Linked DNA regions of Mus musculus: regions 2, 3, 4 and 5 are each linked to region 1. Evidence: chromatin loops called from intact Hi-C (ENCODE). Cell type or tissue: heart. All regions are shown on one strand. Region 1 has its middle 3.6 kb from the start of Apobec4. Region 2 has its middle 57 kb from the start of Rgl1. Region 3 overlaps Rgl1 (ral guanine nucleotide dissociation stimulator,-like 1). Region 4 holds the start of Tsen15 (tRNA splicing endonuclease subunit 15). Region 5 has its middle 15 kb from the start of Rgl1.

Region 1 (5,000 bases):
CCTCTCCCAGCCACGGGGCTCCCTGGAGGCTGGCTGTGTTCTCTTGGGCTCTGTGTTTCCCAGGGTCTCTAGTGCACTAGTCCGTTCTCAGCTAATGGTGTTCAGTTGCTTTTCTGTGGCACATTCGCTGTTGGATCTCATCCTTCCCTACCTACCTTTTGCCTGAATCACGCCCTTCTTGGTTTTGCTGTTACGTCTGGAACATCTCCTCACGGAATTTACTCATGACTGAAAGTTGATTCTCATACTTCATCTCCTGCTTAGTTCTAACAGTGATACTCCACCATACAGTAATATATAAAAAGTTGTGTGTGGTGGTATATGCCTTTATTCCTAGCAGTTGGGGAACGGAATAAAGTCTGGCAGATGTCTGTGAGTTTGAGGCGAGCTTTGTATTGAGTTCTAGGCTAGCCAGGGCTAGTAAGATCTTATCTATTTTTTTTTTAAGTAAATCTAAAAAATGTGGTAGTTTTATAAGCTTTTGAGATATTATATAATAAAAAAAGGACTTGGCATGCCATAGGTCTAGTCAAGCAGGAAAAGGAGGAAACAAGCCCCACAGACTTGTTGGTCATCCTGTGTGTAGCATGCAACTTCAGTGGTGGGTTAGATACTCACTAAATCATGTCCTAAAGAATGTTAAACCAGGCTGGGCAGTGGTGGCGCATACCTTTAATCCCAGCACTTGGGAGGCAGAGGTAGGAGGATTTCTGAGTTCGAGGCCAGCCTGGTCTACAGAGTGAGTTCCAGGACAGCCAGGGCTACACAGAGAAACCCTGTCTCGAAAAACTAAAAAAAAAAAAAAAAAAAAAAGAATGTTAAGCCAGAAGCAGCAGCAAACATGCACCATGTAATACATCCACTTGTGTACTTGGGTGGTTTTAGGAAGCTCACTGATATTTAAAATATATATTAAATTTCTAATTATCACATAACAATGGAAGATACTTATGTGTAATGATTAGGCTAATTGGTATAACCATCTTAGTTAGGGTTTTACTGCTGTGAACAGCCACCATGACCAAGGCAACTCTTATATAAGGACAACATTTAATTGGGGCTGGCTTAGAGGTTCAGAGGTTCAGTCCATTATCATCAAGGTGGAAGTATGGCAGCATCCAGGCAGGCATGGCGCAGGAGGAGCTGAGAGTTCTACATCTTCGTCTGAAGGCTGCTATCAGAATACTGACTTCCAGGCAGCTAGGACTAGGGTATCAAAGCCCATGCCCACAGTGACACACATATTCCAACAAGGCTACATCTCCTAATAGTGCCACTCCCTGGGCCAAACATATATAAACCATCACACTGTCACTTCAAATATTTATTATTTCTTTCTGTTGGAAACATTTGAAGTCTTCACATACTTTTGCAGCACACAATTAACTGTGGAATGTTAGAGGTTGTCCTTTTATCTCGTCGGACCGGACTCTGTACCTTGCCAGTCTCCTCACTACACTCCTTTCCTTTTGCTTCCCAGACTTTAGTGAGTAGTCAGGTGCCCTTGCATCTTCAGAGGACAGCCTTGTGTGTGGCCTGCCTTGCTTGAGAAAGGGCTTCAGTGTTTACTGCCACCATCTCTGGGTTTGCTGGCCTTGGAGCTTTCTGTGATTCCCCTGCCTCTGCCTCCGATGTCTCGGAGGACATGTTGAATACGGATGCTTGCCCTGCCTCTGCCTCCGATGTCTCGGAGGACATGCTGAATATGGATGCTTGTGCTGCTGCATCTGGCTTTTACATGGATTCTAAGGATAACCCTGAACTTTGTTTGTCCAAAGGAAACAAACACCACCACCACCAGCAGCAAAAGAAAGTTCTGCCCATAGTTCTGAAGCAGAACATTGCTGGTGGATGCTTAGCAGGAGGGAGAAGCTGCTGTCTCAGTCCGCCTCCCAGTTTCATAATCTTTCTGTTGTGTTTTTAAAGATTTATTTTACTTATAATGAGTGCACTGTCTCTGTCTTTGGACACATCAGAAGAGGGCATCAGATCTCAGTACAGATGGTTGTGAGCCACCATGTGGTTGCTGGGAATTGAACTCAGGACCTCTGGAAGAGCAGTCAGTACTCTTAACTGCTGAGCCATCTTTCCAGCTCCCTCATAATCATTCTGATGAACTATGTGCATCATCCATATCAAAGTATGTAGTTGTAATAAAGATTATAGAATTCGGATTTAAAAAGACCTTTACTCGGTTGGATATTTTAGTCAGTGATCGGCAGCCTGATTTGGGATATAGCCAAGATAGCTGCGCTTATGAAGGCTGCATAGGAGGTAATGCTCTTTTTGGGTGACAGAGTAATTTATATTTTATGGCTCCTGTTATTAACTTTTATTAGAGCACATCGTATTTAATTAATCACATAATCTATCTTGTGTTTCAGTTTGGTATAATCTCTCAATGCTCAAACCTACATAGTAAGTCACAGGGAAATGGGACTTGGATTTAAAAAGCAAGCCTGAGGTGAAGAAAGGCAGAGGACTCAGGAGGCTTTGTGGAGCTTGCCAGGTAGTTTGATGGAAGAGAGAGAAAGGAGAGGGTGGGCAGAAAGGAGGAGAAGACAGAAAAGCCAGGATCCTGGGCATGGTGGTTCAGGCCTGTGACCCCAGCAATAGGAACACAAAGGCAAGAGGATCAGGAGGAGTTTGGGATTATCATTGCTTATGTAGGCAGTTCTAGGCCAACCTGGGCTACACAAGACCTTATCTCAAAGAGGGGTGGGAGGAGCAAAAGATGGATCTTCTCATTTGAATTTGTAGATAAAATGGCCACAGGGTGGCAGCACAGTCCAAACTCCGGGACTGGTTGGCGGACACTTTAGCATTCTTCCTTGTGGATTTCTCTCATTGTCCAGGAGCAGCAAGCAGCAAATGCTGCGGATTAAAGGTGACTTCCCTGAAGGAGAGGGAAGGGTAGGGAAAGGTGCCACCGTGACCTCTGCACAGTACGCTCCAAAGAAGGCTTCAAACTGGCAGGACTCACTTAACATTCCAACCATAAATACAACTAAACTAGATCTAAAACACAATCATTCTTAAATGTAATACAAATTATTTTATGAAAGAACAAAATGGCAAATAAAACATAAGACCATTTTTCTACAATCAGTCCAACTGATCTGTACATTAAAAAAAATGAGTGCTTAATAAATGTATGCAGAATGCTTACCTGTTTTTTGGCACTGAGACTTGACCCCACAGCCTTGGGTGTGTGAGGTGAGCACTCCACCTCGGAACCGTGTGCCCAGCCCTGGCTTTGCCTTGGTAGTGTGTCCTTCTGTTGTTTAGCTGAGAAATGGTCACCAAGACCTGTGTGGTCAAGATTATACCCTAGGTTTCTCCCAGGCGTTTTAGTTTCCAGTCCCAGTAGCTAGATCTTTAATCCGTTTTAAGATTGTGTGCGTGTGCATGTGTGTGTGTGTGTGTGTGTGCAGTGTGGGACAGAGCTCCAGTTTCAGCCTGTAGCTTGTGGATAGTCCAGCTTTCCCAGTAACATTTGTTGACTAGAGCAGCACCTCCCACCCTGGTGGTGTGGTACCCTTGCTGAAAATCATTTGAGCATCTATGTCAAAGTTCATTTTGGGCCTCTGTATTCTGTTTTATTGGTACGTCTCTGTATGTCTTCCATTGTGTAAATACCAACAGAACAAAGAAAATAATTCTCTTTGTAGAAGAATAGAATAGAAAAAGGCATAGAATTACAAAAATGATACATGATGATTATTGAAAGTATGTGCATTGTTAATTAACATTGAGATTCACTGTGACTCTCATCAAACCCATGGAGTAGAAATATGTATGTTTTAAATGGTGTGTGTGGCTGGGCAGTGGTGGTGCACGCCTTTAATCCCAGCACTTGGGAGGCAGAGGCAGGTCTCTGAGTTCGAGGCCAGCCTGGTCTACAGAGTGAGTTCCAGGATGGCCAGGGCTACACAGAGAAACCCTGTCTCAGGGGTGGGGGGTGGGGGGAAGGTGTGTGTGAGCACACGTGCACACACACACGTGATGCACATCATGGTGAGTGTGTGGAGGTCAGAGGGCAGTTGGTTAGATGGTAGTGGGTTCTCTCCTTTTTCTTGTTTCATCAGGGTCTCGGGTTATCTCTGCTTCTGTACTGCATGCGTGTTCCAGGCTAGCTGCCTCACGAGCTCTGTGTGAGTCTCCTGTCTCCACTTCTCATCTTAGAATAGGGATGTGGGCTACAGATGTGGAGCATTGCACCTGTAATGTGCTGAGAATTGACCTGGCCTCTGCAGGTTTGCTTGGCTAGCAGTTTTAGTCTACCGTGATGTCTTTCTGGTCCTTAAACTCTATATTTACTGTTCTATGTACACATATTTTATAAACACTTTGTATTAGCGTGTTCATTTTCAAAATCTTTATTGTGACCAATCGGCTTGCTTTATCTGCTTAGTCTGTGTTGAATCAGTGTCAACACTAGTTAGAGGACATGATGTAGCTAACCTGTTGATATATTTTTGTTGAAAAGCATCATAACAAAGAAAACCAGTCAAAGAGGTGTTGATAGACACACAGGAAGACATTTTAGAGCAGTGTCAGGAGCTAAGGGTACCAATTCTAAATATTCATTTGAAATGGACCAAGATGTGTTCTCAGAATTCATCACCAGTCCTTTACCCATGATCTATTCTAACACTTTATCCCAGTCACATCCATTTAATTGAAATCTTATGCTAATAAAAGTGATGGCTAGATTTCAACAAATATCCTATATACTGGTCCTTTATTGTAGAGAATACAATACCAAATATTTTATGAATTTTATTAAATATTTGATAATCACTTTTTGCTGATGTGCTGTCAAAGTCATTAGCTGCTCCACTGGTAATAGTTGTTAAATTACGTAACATGACAAATGTATATTTTTTCCAAATCTTCATATTTATTTTGTCTTTTCATCTGCTTCTGAAAAACAAGTTATATTTTCTATTTCCTGCTTTCTTGGAAATACTAATATTTATTGTTCTACTGAAGATCTC
Region 2 (5,000 bases), 65 kb after region 1:
TCCAGGATCAAACAGAAGTTCTGCCGACGTACACAAATCACTTAACACAGCTTTTAGAAGACTTTTAGTTGGCTGACTGGCTCTAGACTGAAGGATGATGAGAAATCCAGACATTCTGCTGGGAACGTGTACAGCTTTAAAGAAAGTGTTAAATTCCCACTCAGTACCTATTTAATATATCCCAGCAAGGTCTTTCTCATAGGCTGTGTTGAAAGCACTCCTGGTGTTCCTATATAAAGCAGTTTTCCAAACGGATTTTAACAATCTGATTAAAATGTGAAAACAAAATTTAGTTTTTGGTTCTTTCATTTAGGCTTAAAGGTGTTTTGTTGTTCAGTTCAAAACAATGTATTTTTTTCTTTAATGGATTGTAGAGATGAAAATTTTAAATTTCTCCCCCGAGTATGTACAGGAATACTAGAGGCATTCCCCACAGGACAGTGCGTCCGCACAAGAGGAGGAGAGAAAAGCATGCAGGAAGGAAAAGGAGTTGCAGCATTAATGTCTTTTTATGTGTGTGGCTGTCTTGCCTGTGTGTATGTCTGTGTGCTATGTGTGTGCCTGGTGTCACTGGAGGCCGAAACAGTGCATCAGTTCTCCCAGAATTAGAGTTACAGTTAGTTGTGAGCAACCACGTAGATGCTAGAAACCCAACCCAGGTCCTCTGGAAGAGCAATCAGTGTTTGTGACTACTGAGCCATCCCTCCACCCAGGTTGCAGTATTGTTAGTACAGTTCCAGAGTCCTCACTAACAGACAAATGAGAGTCTCATTAAAAGTAGGTTGCATTCTTTTCCAATATATATGGAGCACAATGCACATCATGATACTCACAGCATTTTCTGGTGAAAATGTCATGATATGACAAGTTCATAATCAAAAAAATTATAAAGAATTCTGTTAAGCGAGGGCATTGGTGAGGTGGCTCAGTGGCTAGAGTGCTTCCACACATACCTGATGACCTGAGCTTGATCCCTGGAACCCATGATGGAAGACTCCTAGAGAAACCTGCCTTCTGACTCCAAAGCCATAGTGTGGCATGATGAAGGGCAGCAAAGACAGCTACCGGGATGTGTGTGTGTGTGTGTGTGTGTGTGTGTGTGTGTGTATGGACATCAGAGGACTTCTTGCCAGAGTCGATTCTTTCCTTCTGCTATGCGTGTCCCAGGGATCAAGTTGGGGTCATCTGGCTTGGCAGCAAGTCTCTTCACCCACTGAGGCATCTTGCCAGCCTGGAGCTCAGAGTTTTGACATCTGCATGACACTCTTCTGTGAATAGCACATTGGCTCTGTGAGGGGAGCTGGAGTGGAGAGGTGAGGCTCTGGGTCAGACACTTCCCCTGTCGCTGAGGTGACACTTGTGAGGTATTAGTCCAGTGCCTGTGGGGTGGTCATATGGTCCATGTCACTGTCAGAGCTGTTGAGACCTCAGAAGAATGGCTCTCACTTCAACGTGGACAGGAAAAAGAAAGCCGACTGCTGGTGTGCCGCGTCTGCTCCCCAGAGGACTCTTGCCTTTTGCCTGTATTCAGCCAGTCAGAGCCAGAGTGTACAGAATTGTGAAACATTTGTGCCAGGGCCAGTCATGTGATTTATAGTTCTGTCTCATTTTAAACTCTCAAGCACACAATCCACAATAGCTGAGCTTTGGATAATACCCGGATATAACATATACAGCCCTAGAACTCCTCTTAGCTGTCCTAGAACACCGAAGGAGCCTTTGTGATCTCAGCCTCAGTTGCTTAGGTGTCCTCACCCCTCCCGATCCCCATGCCCGTCTCTGTGGTTGCCTTGCCAGAATGCCCCACTGAGTGGAGACCAAGATGGGAACCCAACTGTTTCTTGGGCTCAGCAGGAACTGCTGCACACAGAGCAGCCTTTCTCTGGGGAGGTTCACAAAGGCAGTACAAGATCAGTTTGCATATTTCTTTCCTTTTTTTATCAAGAAGTTCTGCCAAATACTATCAGTACTCAGAGAAAATATACAGTCTGAAGGCCAATGGGTCATCTGGCCCAGCAGCTAAGAGCACTTTTGTTCTTGCTGAGAACCAGTTGGTCTCCAGCACCCACATGGCAGGTCACAGTCAACTCCCTCTTCAACGCCCTCTCTGGTTCCCAGAGGAACTGCACATATGTGGTACATATTCAGGCAAAAATCCATACACATAAAATTAAAATAAATCTCTTAAAAAAATCAAGCTGAACCAAGTAGAACTCCTTCCCGATTTAATTTTTTCTACATTTAACTGGACACAGTTACTGCCAGAGTTGGTTCTGACTTCAGATTCTGTTGTGCAATCTTGCTCATTCTCCAGTGAGACCTTTATGTAATGAAAATTCCTTTGCAAATGGTTGTCCAGTGATTGACACTTATTCCAAAATTCCATGATGGCATCTGCTTAATCCTTTATTCTAGTGAAGGGCTTTTAATTAAAAACAAGTGTTTCCAAGGGGCACTGAGATTGAAGCAGTGTAAGAAGTTGGTGATGAGTTGGCAGTCTGACGGTGGAGGTCAGAATAAACTGTGGAAAGCGGGCAAGTTGAAAGCATTGTACAGAATGCAGGCAAACTGCCGCATGTAGGACAGAAGTGCAGTCGGCATTCCAGAGAAGAAGTGTGTGTGTTGCTCTGTTGCTGCCGAGCCTCCTGGTGAGTGGTCCTTATCTATCCATCATGCCGCATCAAACACAACCGACGTTTAACACTGCTATGCAATAATATATTCCCTGTTTATTTCTGCATAGTGAATGCACAATGTGTAAGTGATGAGTCAAACCCCAATATAAGTCCATAGTTATATTTAGCAATATAAGTCCTTCAACTGATATGGAATAATAATTCATATTAGTTTTGCTCCCACTTAAAGGCAGTGAGAACACTATTTCATAAGTCGGAGGTCTCTGCAGTCTCCATCAATTCACATTTAAGAGGAGAAAGCCGAGGCTAGGGAAGGTGAAGTCATTTGCCTCGAGTCAGGTCTCCTGACGACACAGCGCTGCTCTTGTACTAACTCTGAATCTGTGAGTCAAGCTGACGTCCAGGGGCTGCTCCTGACAGATGGGAGAGTTGGAGATGGTAGAAGATAAAGATAAACAAACCGGCTTATCTGGACAGGGCCTCAGCTCATTAGGAAGAAGGATGAGGAGGAAGGGGCAAGAGAGTGGAAATGGCAGAGTCAGACAGTCACGGGGAGAGAGTGGGGCAAGGCAATGCCAAACATATCTGCAGGACTCATTCCTAGCTGAATTTGAAAAATAAAAAGATCTCTTCATGCAGAGGCAAAGAGTTTAGGTATATAAGAGACACACAGAAAAAAAAACCCTCATGTATTATTAATGTTTGTAATAGACTTTGCAGGAGCAGAGGGAAGCCCGACTCTGACAGAGGAAGATGAGAACTTCCAGAGCATTCCAGAAGGCTCTGGAGATGGGGCTCTCTTTTTCCCGTCCAAAGCGTTTAGTGAAAAGAGGGAGGAGAAAAAAAAAAGATGATAATTGATGAGAGATGTGTTATGCCCTATTTATATCCCTAGGAAGAAAGTGAAATTCAATGAAGTGCAGGCTGATTTATCATGCAAAGGCTAGTATGGAGGTAGCAATACAAACAGACTTCTGAGGGCACTCAGGCCCATAGCTTACCCTAAAGCTGTGTTTCAAAAACTGCCTTTCTATGACAGTCACACGTAACTTTTATCAAATGATACGGACACTAATAATAGCAATTTTCTGTGTCCTTAAGCTGCCCCTCAAAATTTACGTTTCTAAGATTAACCACTGTCCATTGACTTTTGCACTTGGCAGTCATTTGGGATGAAGCCTTGAGCTCAGACCTTTATTATAACTGTGGGGAATGCGATCATCTCCAGTTTATAATTATTTTTGAAGGAAAAGAAATGATAGGCCATTAAGATTACATGTGTGAATAGTATATTTATAAGGATAGCATTAGGAAGTATTTGAGAAGAGTAAACAGGGGCTAGAGAGAAGGCTCAGTGGGTAAAAGGCTTGCAGAATGAGCTTAATGACCAGAGTTTGGATGTCCAGCACCCATGTAGATGCTCTGTGGTCATAATGGCCTGCTTGAATCCCAGCCTCAAAAGGTGGGGACAGAGGGAGCCTGGGCAGCCTGCCTAGATAGCCTTGCTGAGCTGTGGGGTTATGATGGGAGATCCCTATGTTAACATGTGAGGTGACACACAGCAGAGGAGACACCCCGTGTCACTCTCTGGCCTCTACATGCATGTGTGCGTGCACATGTGTGCACACAAACACACACTCAAAGTGCCCACATGCCATATGCCTGAACACCGCATACACATAAACAAATACAGATATTAAAAGTACAAATTTAAGTTATAAGAAATACCCCCTTTTTAAGGACATGCATGTTTCTCTCTAGCAATAATCATATTTTAAAAATAGTTGTTTCACCAGTTATAAACTACTATCAGTTTCTTCAATTGATGCAGAATCCTTGGATCTAACCTAACTAAAAAACCCTAATAAAAAACAAAACAAAACTAGCGGTGGTAGAGACGTAAGAATTGTAGGTGGCCTTGGAGACCCTGCTTTGCCTTGTGATGGGGCCATCCTCTGTCTGGGTCGTCTGGAGCGTCCGTCTCCCTTCTCCCTGCCTCTACACTTGGTTTCTTGTTTTAATTTTACTCCCCTGCTTCCTGCAGTGGAGACAGCAGGGAATTTTTCTCAAGAAATTTTAATTTTTAATATTTGAGGGAAGAAAAGTTGCGTCTGTGTTCTCTGATTACATATTTCCCTTTTTGGACATTCCACTTCTTTCCCCAGCCTGGTTCCAACTTAGGACTGGTCTGGCCATCCAGGAGTTTGATCAAGTGATGTTTGGGGTGTTGGGTAGGTTAGGATGTCAGCTTTTCAGAACTGATTTTCATAAGGTTTGTGATGACCTATACTCATCCGTAACCAGAAGAAAAGATTGCCATTGAACGTTACAGCGAGCCCGTCGCGTGTGCGGTGCTGTCGAGTG
Region 3 (5,000 bases), 120 kb after region 1:
CTGCCTGCTCGCTGGCCGGCGCTCCTTTGTGGCCCGGTCGCGCGCGGCGGCGGCGGCGGCAGTCGGGCAGCAAGGCGCGTGGGAAGCGCGGGGACCCGGAGCCGGGCCAGAGAGACGCCCCGACCGCCTCGGAGCAGGGCGCACCATGCAGCGTCCGTGTGCCGGAAAGAAAACTGAGAATGAAATTACTTTGGCAAGCTAAAATGGTAACGCCAGCTCCCCGCCTTCCCCTGACGCTTCTCTGCTGGGGGACTCGTCCCATCTCCCGCTTTCTCGGGCCGGGTTGTTGGAGCACTGTCTAACTGATCAGAGCCACCCGGACCCCACTCTCTAAGAGGAGCTTTCTCATTCTGCTTTGTGTCCTTCCCCTCTCTGTGCCTCTTCTCCCTAGAAACGATGCCTGTGTTCTCAGGCATCGCCTGCGGGGTGTCTGGGACAGGCAGATGCGTGTCAGGAGAGCAGAACTTGGAAAGGACAGAACTCAGTCTGGGGGAGCGGCGCCGCGCTCTGCTTCCCAGCGGCAGCCCTTTAACACAGATCCGAGGTTTAGCTGGCGACATGGCTATCCAGGGGGTCGCTGTGTAAATTTCAGTGGAAGCTGCATGAAGATGTTTTGCTTTCTCGGCACTTGCCAGAGGGGCTTTTCTTTTCTTTTCTTTTCTTTTCTTTTCTTTTCTTTTCTTTTCCTTTTTTCTTTCTGGAAATAAAAACTTTCCATACCCCACATAACTTTTTTTTGGGTTTCAAAATAGTAAGAGGAGAAAAAGAGGTACAACTTCACTTCCCAAAGAGGGCTCTTGGTATTAAAACACTTGTTTGAGGGAGTTTAACATCGACATTGCTCAAATGTTTGTGTACTTTGAGAAGTATAAACTCTTGTTTTTGCAAATGAGTTATTTTTTCCTTTCACTTAAGTGGACAGAGTTGATCAGGACTAAACCACAGTTTCCTTAAGAAGGAAAAAAAAAAACTTGAAAAGATGATTTAAGATACGTGGCTAGGTTAGGAAAAGTAACTGACCAGAGAAGGGAGAAGTCGGAGGCTCCTGATACCGCAGGAAAAGGCTGCCAGCCAAGAAAATCTCAGCCTTGCCTATTGCAGGGTGTCCTGTGTTGCTCTGTTTGGAGGATTTACTCAAAGGCTTGGAGAGCCTTTGTAAGCAGGGAAGCAGCTGGGATAGATTGTGGTTAGCCAAGGGGGAAGAAAACAACAACACACACTACGACCCTCTTTTTCTTTCTTTTTATCCTGTCCCTGGCAGAGCTCGATTCAGGACTGGGGTGAAGAGGTAGAGGAAGGAGCTGTTTACCATGTCACCCTCAAAAGAGTCCAGATTCAACAGGCGGCCAATAAAGGAGCGAGATGGCTAGGGGTGAGTAGCGCTTCCGAGATCTTGAACTTTGGAACAGTGTCTTTGCTCTTCTGTGAATATCATTATTATTTAGCCAAGGTAGCCCCCCCCATCCCCTTTTTCTCCCCCTTAGTCTTAAAAAGGAAACTGCTGATGGCCAAGTGTTTGCTCTAGCTGGACAGGTCTGTTTTAGGACTTGTGTTTTCCTAAGCATCTTCCCTAAGTCTGTCAATAATTCAGAACCTTCCGGAAACATCTTGAGGTATTTGGCAAACAGGCTGGGGGTGTTGTGGCAGAAGAGGACAGACACACAGAGACCTGGTCAGAGAGCACTACTAGCTTCTACATGTGTCATAAACCGCTGTGCCCAGAAGATAACCTTTTCTCTCTCTCCTCCTTACACAGTGATGCCAACAGCCCAGTCCCCACTCCCAGAAGTTCAGAGGCCATTCAGACCCGCTTCCTTTGAGGGGCGGCAAGGTTTCCCATTGTGACCTCCTTTCTGTAGAATGGGAGTAGACTGATATATACTTAGTCTTGGGGCTTTGCCTGTAGAGTATGGAGTCGGTGGCAGACACTCGGAAAAAATCTGCTTTCCATAAACTATTGGGGAAGGTCATGTGAGTTCTTAATTCGACCAATGAATCTTTCAACACATCCCAAATGAAGGGACTATGCAAGGCAGAGAGCCTGGCGGTGGGATCAGGAACATGTGGGAGAGTGGAGAGAGAGTAGTTACAGATGACACAGGGAGGAACATAGCGGTGTCTGAAGAGAGGCAGGACTTGTGGGTAATGGTCTTCAAAGCACTGAGGAGTGTGTGCTTGCATCGCAGCCTACTAACCTTAGTTTCAGAGCACACAGGGTTTGGAGCAGTGTTCCCAGATGAGTGCGGAGTGCACGGGGCTTCCTGGGAGGAGCGGAGGCAATATGACTTGTAAGACTCATAGTCAAAGGCAGGAAGCCAGGAGCCCTATCTTCCTTAGCCGTGGCTGCTGACATTGGATCTCCCCCAACCCCCGCATTGACCTTCTCAACCTGCCTTAAGTCAGGATTTTCCTGCCACTATGCTTGGATCAGGACACTGTTGACCGGGATGGTAAGTTGCTAGTGACATTGAAGATGTAGTCTGCAAAGTTAGGCACTTTCTCAGTGAACACTAGAGGTCTTTACTTACTGAGCAAGCACCTTACTCAGAACATGATCCTAACATTAACTGTGTTTAGACTGCTGACCAACCACTCTGTTGCTTTTGGGGGCTTTATGTATATATACAGTATTTCAATGTGATGTTGCTATGGTTTTGACCTGTGTGGCTATTTGTAAATGATTAATAAGCTCTAAACCAGTTGCCTTCAAATAGACTTTGCATTTATTGGTGTTGGGTAGCCCTGGCTGTCCTGGAACTAGCTCTGTGGACCAGGCTGGCTTCAAACTCAGAGATTCACCTCCCTCTGCCTTCTGAGTGCTGCAATTAAAGGCATGCACCACTGTGACAGGCTTTTCTACTCTTTCTAACGATGTAAAATGCTGCATGGGTGGCAGTGTTAATATTTAGCCAGATATGGTAGCAATGACTGTAGTGTGAGCAATAGAGGGGACCCTACCCCCAATAAACCGTCCTTCCTTTAGATGCCAGAAGTCATTAGTGACTCTTACCAGTTATTCTGCTCATTGACTCCACTTCCCTTCTCATCCTGCCTCTCTCCATAGCCATATAGAGTTCAGAGGGGTTGGCTCTGACGTAAACTGTAGATCTGAAATATTGAGAAGAAAGATCATGTAAGCTTGTTTTTGGTTCATAGAGGAATCCTATCCTCCTCCTTTTGAACAAATGACTCACAGACACCACACTGCTCATCAAAAGTCAGTCCTTGGACCTCTCAGCCTGGGATGCCACTTGATTTCTTGTCTTAGGTATCCTGTGAGGAAGCTCTGTTTTTTTTTTGTCCTTGAAAAATCCCAGCTTAATTTAATATGACTCAACCAATTGAGCCACAGCAATTATGAAATCCTTTTCTTTGGTACCCAGTTGGCTTCCTCGTGTTTGTTTTCCTACATTCCAGTAACCCATTCAGAATTCTTCAAAGTGAACACTTTTAGAGTTAATGGGGTTGAGGTAAGGCAGGGAAGACGCTTCGTGCGCACTGGCATCTGACAACAACTTTATGGGGAAGGTGGTATTATGATGCTGTCTTTCATCTTTATATACAAAGAAAATAATGCCCAGCGTGATCTGCCCGCTTGCCTGTGGGGTCATGTAGTTAAGAAATAGTAGAGGCTAAATTTGTATATGGGTACAAATTTGTTGTCAAGAACTGTCCAGGGCTTTAAGGCTGTTCCCGTAGTTCTTGAGGATAGCGTTGGTGTACAAGAACAAGGAGACTAGAGCATACCTCCCCTAGGGATAATTCTTGGTGTGGGATTTGAAAAACGTAGCCCTCTGGTCCTCTTTATGCTTTGAATGATAACCTGAGCTGTAAATTATAAGGTGTGTTATGGTGATGTGTATCTAATTGATAAGCTCGACACTTGGGATGTGTAAAGTGGCACATGAAAGATGTGTATGAGGTTCTATAGCATGTGAGTGTAGGCGGAGTCTTGGTGTTGTGTCTGGAGTGCTCTTCAAAAAGCTTAATGCCTGCGAGCCTAGCACTCAGGAACATCAGGAATTCAAGGCCATCCTCTGCTACATAGTGATTTAAAGACCAGCCTGGGCTGCACAAAACCCCTCTAAACAGAAGCAGCAGCAGCAGCAGCAGCAGCAGCCCTAAACCAAACCAAGTTTCAAAAGATGGAGTATAATTTTTCTATTTTTCTAGTGCTAAAATCTCAGGATAATTAATACTCAGTTCTAGGAAGTGAAGCTAAATAATTACATGCTTGAGTCAGAAAGATGGCCAGTTGTTAAAAGCACTTGTTGCTCCAGCAGAGAACCTGGGTTTGGTTCTCAGAACCCACATGGTGGCTCTCTACCATCTGTAATTCTAGTTCCCGGGGCATCTAGTGCCTTCTTCTGACCTCAGTGGGCACCAGGCACACATGCAAATCACATACCTTCATGCAGGCGAAACACCCATACACTTAAAACTAATACATCTAAATAAGGTAATGAGAACATAAACCCAAACACATAAGTCATACAATTCTATTTTGATTAAGTTTGTGCTTAGTTTGTGATCATTTTAGGAAATTACTATGTCAGTCCTAAGATAGATGCTGAGGATGATCTAGGCCTGGTTTACTTACACATACAATGGTAGCCTGGCCCACTGGCAATGCTGTCAGTGTATATTGACAATAGCATTACATTTTTGACCTACCTTTTCTTTACAATGATATCTAAGTTGGGCCGTTCTGTCGACTTGAAACTCTCACAGGAAAGTGACTTCAGCTACAACACAGAAACATAAAGGTCCAGGACTGGAAGAGACATTAAAAATTAGTTTTATTTAACTACTCTCTTAGTTTGTAGAATTTTGGAAAGGCAAATGGTCAACTTGTGCTATTTGTCTTCGATGCCAGTACTGTGGTGTACCTCCACAGTGACAGGAACAAAGGAATTGAGAAATACCAGTGTTCCCTGAAGCAGGAAAAGTACATTTTAGACAAAGGCCTTGAAGGGACAAAACAAAAGAATTCAGGGAAG
Region 4 (5,000 bases), 360 kb after region 1:
GGGTAATCCTCATAGAAGCAGTGGGAGCGGGATGGGATAGGAGGGGAAACCAGTAAAGGGGATAACAGTTGAAATATAAAATAAATAAAATAGCCAATCAAAAGAAAAAAGAAAAAAAAAAAAAGAAAATCTTCCCTTGCAGATGTTGGAGTGTTGTTCACATAGAATCTACTCTCAGATCTCCCTCCTGAGTTCCAGGATCTCCATTCTCAGTTTAGCAACCAAATGCTATTAACTCTTTGACCGATTTAAGCTCTAGGAGCCAGAGAGGAGAGTTTCTTCATTTCTGATCTCTTGAATTAGTGTCAGTGTTTGCTGCTTCAGGGAGCCTCCTAATTTTAGTAGTATTTGCTTTTGGGAGAATGTGTCAACAGCTGTTTTATGGAGGCAAAAATAATGATTTCATATGAATCTTTGTAGGTGGAGTTTGCTCGTAGTTAGTTTTCTGATATATTTAAGGTTTTCTCTTTTTCTTTTCTTCAACAATGGGAACTCATGTCTCGTTTAATTGGTACTTTTTTTATCATTTTGTAATGGCAAATTTATTTCATTGAAATTGTGAAAAAAATTGGCCATCATTTCTTCAGTGTTTTCTACCTCCTTCTCCTATTAGTTCACTAACATGGGGCAACTCCTTAAGGCGTTGTTCATTCTCTGCGTGTTCGTTTACTGTGACAGGTTTTGATCTATAGTCCAGGCTGATCTAGAACTCACTCTGTAGACTCAGCTGGGCTCAACATCACAATCCTCCCATTTCAGCCTCCTGAATACTGAGATCATGATCATTCACCACTAAGCCTGGCACTTTGCCCCCTGCCACCCTCACACTTATGAAAATAACATCTCACTCTTTGTTCATCTGTAGTGATTTCTCTTGATCTATCTGCAACTTCACCTGCTCTTCCCCCCAAATTCCATTTTGGTTGTCAAAAATCACCCACTGGAAATCTTTATTTCCAAAACTGTAATCTTGAACTACAGAATACCTATTTGGATTTTAAAAAAAATTTTCATTTTTGAGATTTGACCCTTGAGATTTCCATCCATTAAAAATATGGTTTGTTGTATTTCATTGCTGATGGATGTAATGGTCTCATCAAAGTTTTGTTTCAACACAAGATTCTTTTTTTTTTTTTTTTTTTTTTTTTTTTGGTTTTTCGAGACAGGATTTCTCTGTGAAGCCCTGGCTGTTCTGGAACTCTCTCTGTAGACCAGGCTGGCCTCGAATTCAGAAATCCACCTGCCTCTGCCTCCCAAGTGCTGGGATTAAAGGCGTGGGCCACCACTGCCTGGTTCAACACAAGATTCTTAATCTACTGCGTTTTGAATCACAAGTTTTCTTTTGCCTGGTACTTTTTTAATTTTGGAAGCCTTTTTGGTCTTGGTTAATATAGTGGCTTTGTAACCACTCCTCTTAATACCAGGAACCTCCACTGGCTCCTTTCTTACTCAGGGTAAATCCAAACCCACTTGCCATGTCCTACCCATCAGTCTGAAGGGTCACATCTTTGGCTTTTTAAGTCATTTGTTTACGTTAGTTCTCAGTACCCGTTCAACACTTCATGTTTTTTTCTAATCTTGAAAGATGGACTTGCTTTACAACTGTGTTTTAATTTTAAACTTCGACAGCAGGGCATTGAATGGGGTCTTTTTCTGCTCCCAGGAATTGAAGGCAAAGACGGGTTAAGAATCCTTCATTTCTCAAGCTAGAGAGCACGGGTTTATGAAGGGCTGAAGAATTCTGAATTCAGGTTATTAGTTAACTTTCTCTACCCTACAACCTGCCCAGACTGGAGGTGGTGAAGAGGGAAGGTGGAGGGGGCGGAGCTCATCCGCGCTGGTGCCGGTCCCTAGTCAGAGGGCGTGGCCCGGCCAACTCTCCGCCCAGTGTGCGCGGCGGGAAGCGGAACTCCCGCGCGCTGGACCGTCTGCTTCTGGCCGAGCGGGGTTTGCGGTGCACCACGGCTTTCTGCGCGGGCGGCATGGAGGAGCGCAGCGATTCCAAACCTACCCCGGGATGTAGCGGGCCTGGCCCGGCTCCCGTTCGCGATGGCGGCGGCGCCCACACATGGGCTCCGGAGGACGCCTGGATGGGCACACACCCTAAGGTCAGGAGGCGCGAGGCCAGCAGGGCGCCGACCCGGCCCTCGGCACCGCGCTCCCTCTCCGGCCCGCGTCTCGGCGGAGGACGCACGCCAGCCTCGCGGCGTGGGGTAGGGGGGGACCCCCGAGTGCAAGGCCACTGGTCGCCCGCAGTGTCATTTTTGTTTGTTTATATGAGTTATATAGTATAGATTAACACCATTCCTGTCATGCTGCCAAGGCCACTCTTAACCCAGAGGCCGCTGATGAGCCCTCCATTAATACCTGTTTTCCTAACTATGTAGTCCTTTCTGAGATGGGCTGAGTCCACAGCTAACCGATCAGAAACAGTTTGTGGACTACGGCTGAGATCTAGGAGTCCGCAAATAATGTATTTAGGCACAGTCGTATTACACTTAGCCTTAGGCCCAAAGTGTGCATCTTGATTCTGTATGGGGACAGAATCCTAATTTTTCTTCTTTCTTGGAAAGCTTGAGTAAGTTCTTGTACAGGCCAGAGAACTATTGACATTGTATTTTCTGTGTTGGCCTCAAGGAAAATAAGGATAACCTTCTGCTTGCTTCTGCTTGGGAAATTGATAACTTTGTATCCGTTAAGCCACAAGCAGTCTGCTGATAATGAATGAAGGCTGTACAGAGACCTCCAGGACTGGTTCATTAATAAAATGGCAACTCCCCCCTTTGAGAGTTATTGAGTCGGATAAGTGTGTTAAAACAATCAAGGAAAGCGAATATTTGTAAATACAAATCTTAAAAAAGGAACCTTTCAGCACTTCATGAAGCTTGGTGGGTTTTTTTATTTTTTGTTTTTGTTTGTTTGTTTTGGTTTTGGTTTTTCGAGACAGGGTTTCTCTGTATAGCCCTGGCTGTCCTGGAACTCACCTTGTAGACCAGGGTGGTCTAGAACTCAGAAATCCGCCTGCCTCTGCCTCCCGAGTGCTGGGATTAAAGGTGTGAGCCATCACGCCCATCTATGCTTGGTGTTTTCTTTGATTTCCCATCATCGACTCCATAAACAATAGCGTGGGAATGTCACTAGTTACCATAACGACAGGGGAGGATGTAGAGAGAAACAGAGAAGACATCAACAGTGACTAGGAACATGGAGGCCAGTTCAGACTTCCCAAGTTTGAATCTTATTTCTGTTTCAAAGTTGGTAAACTTTGACTTGTTTGACTTCATCGCAGTTCTGTTTCAATTTTTTGACGTGTCTCGGTATATTTACCTCTCTTCATTAAAAAATAGGGATAATGGTAGTACTTAACCTCATAGGGTAATGTTTATAAGGTGTCTGACATAAAAAGTACTATATAAGTATTAGTAACCCATTGAAACTCCATCTAGGTTTGATGTTGCCTCTAGACAGTTTTCTTACTTGCAGATTCTTTTCCCATTGAACTTAATGGCTGTATAAACCACCAAATCTTCCTGATTTTTTTTTTTTCTTCCAGGAACAACAAATTAGACCTTGTAGCCTAACACAAAGTGATGTCTCAGTACCACTGTCAAGCACTTTTTGAGATCTGGGGCACGTAAAGTCCTTCTTTTGAACCTGCACATTTATCATGCAGCCAATTAGGTCTGCCCTCTCAAGGTTCTGGAATATCTGATCAGCCATACCTGCCCCACTGTGTGTGGATGCCCAGGGCCTTACCACACCTGCCCCACTGTGTGGATGCCCAGGGCCTTACCACACCTGCCCCACTGTGTGGATGCCCAGGGCCAGGGCCTTACCACACCTGCCCCACTGTGTGTGGATGCCCAGGGCCTCCCTGCAGGGGTAGATTCCTGGGATTTTCCTATTACAGCTAGCAAGTCTGAAAGAAGTAATTTGCTTCTTTAAAGCTCAAATAACTCCCACTCAAGAGCAGGAGGTGTTCAGAATTTAGCAGATTTTTTTCTATATGCAAATTAGATGCCAGAGAAATTGAGGCATCCCATAACGTAGCCCAATGAAAATCTAAATTTTTTTCTGCTCCTGGTGGCAATGATTCTTTATAGACTTGACTTTCTGTAGCTTATTCTTGGTTGCCATAATTTCTCCCACTGGACCATTGCGCTTCTCCATACACTCAAGTCCTGCAAGGCTGACTGCATCTATTCTGTCATGAAAAGATCACCAGTTCATGCCCTGAGAATACTTCCTCTGACCTAGTCTGTTATTGTTTTATAACTCATGCTTTTAATAATTGTCATTTACCTACCAGCTTTAAGTATAGCTAGTCCTCCAGAATGGAGGATTTGCTAAATAATTTTTAATTGAAAACATTTGAAAAAAATATCCTTTACATTGTACATGTGCAGACTTTTATTATTATTTCTAAACATTATGTAGCACTTAAAATAACCTATAGATGGTTTAAAGACTACACAGATTATATATAAATATTCTTGCATTTTATATAAGGGACCTGAATATCCTTAGATTTTGGTGATTGATAAGATAGTGTTTTTCTTGCATGAAGGGAGACTGCATGGATGTATTTAACAATTGTAGATTTCTTTTTTTAGAGGCAGAGATAAGACCTTACATTCTTTTAACTTCCATTATATCCAGAAGATGGTTTATGTCCATATATGTATATATATTTTATATGCATATATTTAGTGAATATTTGTTAAATGAAAGAAAATATTGAGCCATTATTTTCTTCTCTATTTAACAATTCCGTTTTGATTTTCAGTATTTAGAAATGATGGAATTAGATATAGGAGATGCCACCCAAGTTTATATAGCATTCTTGGTTTACCTGGATCTCATGGAGAGTAAGTTGCTTGTTTATATTGGTTTGCTATTGGGGTGTGGGAGGTTGGGGCATTGGGTTGTTATGTAGGGTTGTTCACATATAATAAGCAAACATCTTTTCATTTATTATTAATTTTGCCAGTTAATTTTAC
Region 5 (5,000 bases), 110 kb after region 1:
AATATTGATAAATATTGCCAAATTGTACTCCACAAGGCTTGTGCCTATTCTGTCAGAGTGTAAACATGCATTTTGAATAGGTGGGAAGGTATTGTATTCTCAGATATTTGTTTTTATTCTTAAACTCTCGCCTGTGGGTTAGCTTCTAGACATGTGATATACACAAATCATCCCTGTTCGCTGCCTGAGTCTCCATCCAGCTTTGCACCCAACAAGGGTATCTGTCCCATACTGGCCTTGAGGGCACTAGGACTGCACCTCAAACCACCCCATGTTAATCCAAAGAAGGGCGTTTGCGTGGCTGCCACCAGCTCTGTTGCCTACACACAGTTCCATCAAATCTGTGAGCAGGAGAGAATCTTCTCTGATGCTTCCAGAGGACCTCAGCACCTGGAGCTTCAGCAGGGATGCGGAGCCTGTCTCCCTGGAGCTTCAGCAGGGATGCGGAGCCTGTCTCCCTGGAGCTTCAGCAGGGATGCGGAGCCTGTCTCCCTGGAGCTTCAGCAGGGATGCGGAGCCTGTCTCCCTGGAGCTTCAGCAGGGATGCGGAGCCTGTCTGTCTCCCAGGAGGGACGGCTGAGAGGAATGAGTAAGCAATCGAGGGCTATGTTCAGTCACAAATGCTCCTTCCTAAAACAGATTCGTGATGTCTGTCTGGCACTGTAGGACTCCTGACCATAGCCTTTTCGGGCTCATGATCTAGGTGTGGGCACTGTATACATACAGTCAAATAGCAACGTGACACATGAAAACTATCTGAATGTCAGTATTATCGAGAAATGCAAACAGAAGACTGTGGTTGGTGGACTATAATCATGTTGCTGGGATGTGATCCAGCCTCTACCCAGGGTTTTGGTGGGATTGCTGTCATATTTTCTTAAGTTTATGAAAATTCTAAGAGAAAACTCGGGAGGAGAGGGGAGTACAAATCAGTGATACGCAGTAAGCATCATGCTCCCTATTCACACAGCGGGCGTGGACATGGACAAAGTTAAAAGCATTGTGGTCTCCACACCTGGACCTCATTGCTCTAAGGAACAGGAAGCCACGCGCTGTGCTGAATGCCAGGATTAACTCCATCCACTTTAATCACACTTGGAAACTCCACTTGTATTAACACGTGTGGGTCTCCTGTGCCTTTTGCTACTGTCTGGTTTCTACAGGATATTGAGGGGAGGGTAGAGTTGTGAGACCCCGTGCTTCAGGAGTGACTGGATGGAGACTGCTAAGCAGAAACTCAGTGTAAGCTCGCTCGGTCAGACATGGACTCTGAACTGTTTCTCATGCTGTGAAATTAAGCCAAGGCTCTTCTGCCTTTTCCTCCCCCTTCCCCATCCTCCTTACTCCTGTATTTGCTGTGCTAAGAAATCAGACATGGATCTTATTCCCAGGATATTTATTTATATCCTCATTGAGATAAGACATGTAAAATAAGAAAGAATGCAATAAAATTCCAAATAGGAGCCTAGATAATGGGTCACAAGCGATCAGGGGGAGATGGAATTTCCAGCCAGCGTAGGAGTGTACTATGGTCTGCCACTTCTTTGAGCATACTGTGCATTAGGAATGTCCACGTGGGAAGTCATTGAAGAAAGCCTTCTCTAGACTTCGGGGTTTGCAGGACTAAACTGGAGAGTCTGTAAGCATAGGGAATGGGGGGGGGGCGCAAATAACAATGAGATAATTTAGCTGGAGGGAAGGATATATAAACATTCAAGGAATCATTTTTAGTGACATGTTGGGGACTCTAACCTCTATGGCTTTATGCTCTTTTGCTGTGGCTTAAGCCATTGTTTAAAATGGCTGTGCTCAGTACACGCAACAGAGTCTAGACCTACACAGAGTTTGGGGCAGGAACTTCAGAAAGTCTAAGCTGGCAGGCCAGGCACTGGAAGGGGTTGCAGAAGAATATGACAGGGTGACAGGCCATCAGCTAGGCAAGTAGAGCTGGAGGGAAGGGGCAGGGCCTGAGCAGTGTAGGAACAGGTGGCACTTGGAAATGCAGTCAGGAAGGAGGGAATAAAATGTGTGTCAGCAGTTAGCAGGCTCCAGACACGCCGCTCAGGTTTGTGGGCTGACTTCCAAGCTCTGGGAGGAGAGGGCAGAATGGAAATCGAGAAGCTGGGCCATAGCCACAGAGGGACCAGGCAGAAAGCCAAGCCAGGAATCAGGCCTGGAACATGGGGCCTGTCTAGCACAAAAGATGGCTGGATGCTCCATTCCAGAACGCTGAGCCAAAGGCTTTTCATTCCTTGTGCTTAAGGTTATGACCGATCATAGATGCAGGGCTTACAGGTGGGAGCAAAGAAGTCCAGCTGTGTGGAGAGGAGGAGACCGTTGGCTGGAGTCAGATCTTTGTTTGCTAGGCGAAAGAGGAAAGCAGAAAAATGAGCACAGGGAATATCTCAACTGGAGTGCTTTAGGGAGATTAGTTTGAGCCTGGCGTGGAACGTGAACTGGAATGCAGGGAAGCTTCATCTGTGGCACTCGTGCACACAAGTGTGCACATGTGCTTTTATAAAATCAGCTTGCACTGAAACAGCAACAGCCCTTGGCTCACATCTGAGAGGCTGGGATAGAGCAGTGGGTAGGGCATCCCTACCAATGACGGTCTCATACTGGAGTGGCTGAGAATTTGCTAGTTTCTTGGTCACCAAAGCCAGGTGCCTGGGAGTCCCAATTTGATACAGAAAACCTGGAGATCCCCTGGAGAGCCCTGGTCCTTACTCGGTGATGGCAGCCTGGGAACGCTGGCTCTGCTGTCAGGCAAATCAACAAATGAGAGGGAAGACCAAGCAGCAGCAGGGAAGGGGTGTCTTTCTTGGGCTGTGCCTTTTGTTTTCTGGGCTGCTTCTAGAAGGTTCTGCACACATTTAGGGTGGGTCTTCCCAGATCATTGTAGGCAGTCAGGATAGTTCTTCCAGGGAATTCTAAATATCTGCAAATTGACATTAAAATCGACCATCACACCTTCCTGAGGAACTCATGGTCACTTCCCTCTGTGCCTCCTTAAACCCCGTAAGGCAGGAAAATTATAGCAGTAAAATCACTAAAAGTAATTCATAAAAACGTCAGCTTTAACTGTCCTTTTTCACTTTTTAAAGTGGGGCTTTCTAAAAAGTCGAACTTAATAGAAGTGGCTTACAAGGCATTTCCCTGGTTTGCTGTTCTAACCTTTGTCAGGCCGTGGTCATGTCTGTTCATTCTCCCCCCCCCCCCCCATGCGTGCACACACACATTTCTTTATTAAATGTGTTGTAATACATTTAGTGTGTGTGTGTTTCCTCATGCCACCACGAGCATGTGGAGGTCAGAGAACAACTTGCAGAAGTTGGCTCTCTCCCTCTACCATATGGGTTCTGGAGACAAACTCGGCTCATAAGGCTTGGCAGCAAGAGGCTTTACCCACTTAGCCATCTAGCTGATTATTTATTTATTTACTTATTTGACACAAGGTCTCGCACAGCCCAGGCTGGCCTTGAGCGCACTATGTTACTAGGAATTGTTTTGAGCTTCTGATCGTCCTGCCTCTGTTTCCCAAGAACTGGGATCGATCACAGGCCAGTACCACCATGCCTGAGTTATGAGCGATTGACTTAGGGCTTTGTGCATGCTAGGCGAGCACTGCACCCACTGAGCTATATCTCTAGCCCTGGTCAGGTCTTTTTACCATGCAGGTTTTGGCATGAAACTCCTGCGTGAAGTCTTCCTGGGATCTGCATTGAAGGTTGCGGCTCCCAACCTGCACTGTGGCACTTCCCATCCTCCACACGTGTTAGAGGACTTTTTGTTCTAGCTGGGAAATTGCCTTTGTTCTCTTCGACATCCATGCCTTCACCTATGCTGTTCTTTGGCCAAGCGAACACTTGCCTTTTCATCTGCTGTCATTTGCTTCCCATCACAGGCATAGCTTCAGGCAGGTCTGACTGCTTGGCTGTGAGTGAGGCGCTAGGCGATCCATGCTACACGACGGACCGCATTTCTCACGTGACTGGTGAGGGCAGTCAACTTGCTCTTCCTTCAGGCTCTATCTTAAGTCCTCATCCCTCTCATTCCACCTCTCCTTTCGTTTCTCTTTCTCTCCTTTCAACATGGGTGTTTTGCTATGATGCTCACACTGGTCTCTGACTCTCACCTCAGCCTCTGGAGTAGCTGAACCTACTGACGAGCATGGCCACGCCCAGATTTAACCTGTAAGATCGAGAGCTTGGCTCCCTATAGCACATGTAGTTGCTAACACAACACATGTACTAGGATGACCCCCGTCTTCATGCCTATGTGAGAGAACAAACGGGGTGGCCACACCAGCCAGTTATGTGATGTCAGCGGGACAGTGGTGCTGGCAGGAAGATAGAAAACCCTGGAGAGAGCTACTGAGAGCATAGTTCTTGAGTTCTGGTAAGTACATTCCAGTTCCCAGAGGGGATGGAGCACTAATGCAATTCCTAAGATGCTATAGCTCACAAATAATGGAAATAATATATACTAGCAAAGGTGTTTCTATGTAAATGACCTAAGGAAAAAAGTCTTTTGAAATTGCTATATTTGAAGTCAAAAGACTTGGAATTTTGACTATGGTCCAGCATTTATATTGTATGAGTTATTGATGTTTCTGTTTCTTTTCACATAAAATGGAGCTAATAATACTTTCACTTTGAAAGGGAGAGACAATCAAGGGGGTGTATGCAGCAGATATTATAAGTTACAAAGCAGCAGAAAGCACTAGAGGCCTCAATACTTATACCTGCAAGTAGGCATAAGTCCAGCCGGTTAAGTAGTTAGGACTGAATGCTAGGTACTTGTGACCTACTCAGGTGCTGCTAAATTTCAGCCACAGTACCCTAACACAGATGTGGGCAGTCTTCCCTGTGTACTAAGTAGTGCTCTTGGAATGCCCTTGGGGCACATCACAAAGTACTGTGATGGCTACGAGTGGCCTTCATGGTCTGTGTGGTCTGTGATGATCCTCCCTTTTCTACTTGGAATACTCTCATCTTCCA

What was found. Peaks named below come from ENCODE experiments on the same cell type or tissue, not always from the same donor. Only the 100,000 strongest peaks of a DNase experiment are listed, where the experiment ranks them.
Region 2: a loop joins it to region 1, with 2.2 times the contacts of the local background. A loop is called at or near these places in 3 of 42 quality-filtered maps.
Region 3: a loop joins it to region 1, with 3 times the contacts of the local background. A loop is called at or near these places in 10 of 42 quality-filtered maps.
Region 4: a loop joins it to region 1, with 2.3 times the contacts of the local background. A loop is called at or near these places in 3 of 42 quality-filtered maps.
Region 5: a loop joins it to region 1, with 2.1 times the contacts of the local background. A loop is called at or near these places in 3 of 42 quality-filtered maps.

The regions. Positions count from the first base shown.
Region 1 is chr1:152,744,434-152,749,433 of GRCm38, reverse strand. It overlaps a transcript of Rgl1 not described here. Among named protein-coding and RNA genes, the nearest start is that of Apobec4, 3.6 kb to the left of the region's middle. In heart, a CTCF peak has its summit at 2,769 (motif pointing right); a DNase peak (open chromatin) is centred at 2,783; H3K27ac peaks cover 358 bases.
Region 2 is chr1:152,679,305-152,684,304 of GRCm38, reverse strand. It overlaps a transcript of Rgl1 not described here. Among named protein-coding and RNA genes, the nearest start is that of Rgl1, 57 kb to the right of the region's middle. In heart, a CTCF peak has its summit at 2,120; a DNase peak (open chromatin) is centred at 1,334; H3K27ac peaks cover 3,135 bases.
Region 3 is chr1:152,620,190-152,625,189 of GRCm38, reverse strand. It overlaps Rgl1 (ral guanine nucleotide dissociation stimulator,-like 1), which reads left to right. Exons shown (of 18, transcript NM_016846.4): 1 at 1-206; 2 at 1,262-1,372. The coding sequence starts at 180. Among named protein-coding and RNA genes, the nearest start is that of Rgl1, 2.5 kb to the left of the region's middle. In heart, a CTCF peak has its summit at 2,035; DNase peaks (open chromatin) are centred at 1,099, 1,469 and 2,309; H3K4me3 peaks cover 2,948 bases; H3K27ac peaks cover 3,416 bases.
Region 4 is chr1:152,383,567-152,388,566 of GRCm38, reverse strand. Tsen15 (tRNA splicing endonuclease subunit 15) reads left to right here and starts at 1,885. Exons shown (of 5, transcript NM_025677.3): 1 at 1,885-2,108; 2 at 4,787-4,868. The coding sequence starts at 1,983. In heart, a CTCF peak has its summit at 1,901; a DNase peak (open chromatin) is centred at 1,926; H3K4me3 peaks cover 1,201 bases; H3K27ac peaks cover 740 bases.
Region 5 is chr1:152,637,889-152,642,888 of GRCm38, reverse strand. It overlaps a transcript of Rgl1 not described here. Among named protein-coding and RNA genes, the nearest start is that of Rgl1, 15 kb to the right of the region's middle. In heart, no CTCF peak of the experiment used is centred here; a DNase peak (open chromatin) is centred at 2,138; H3K27ac peaks cover 1,191 bases.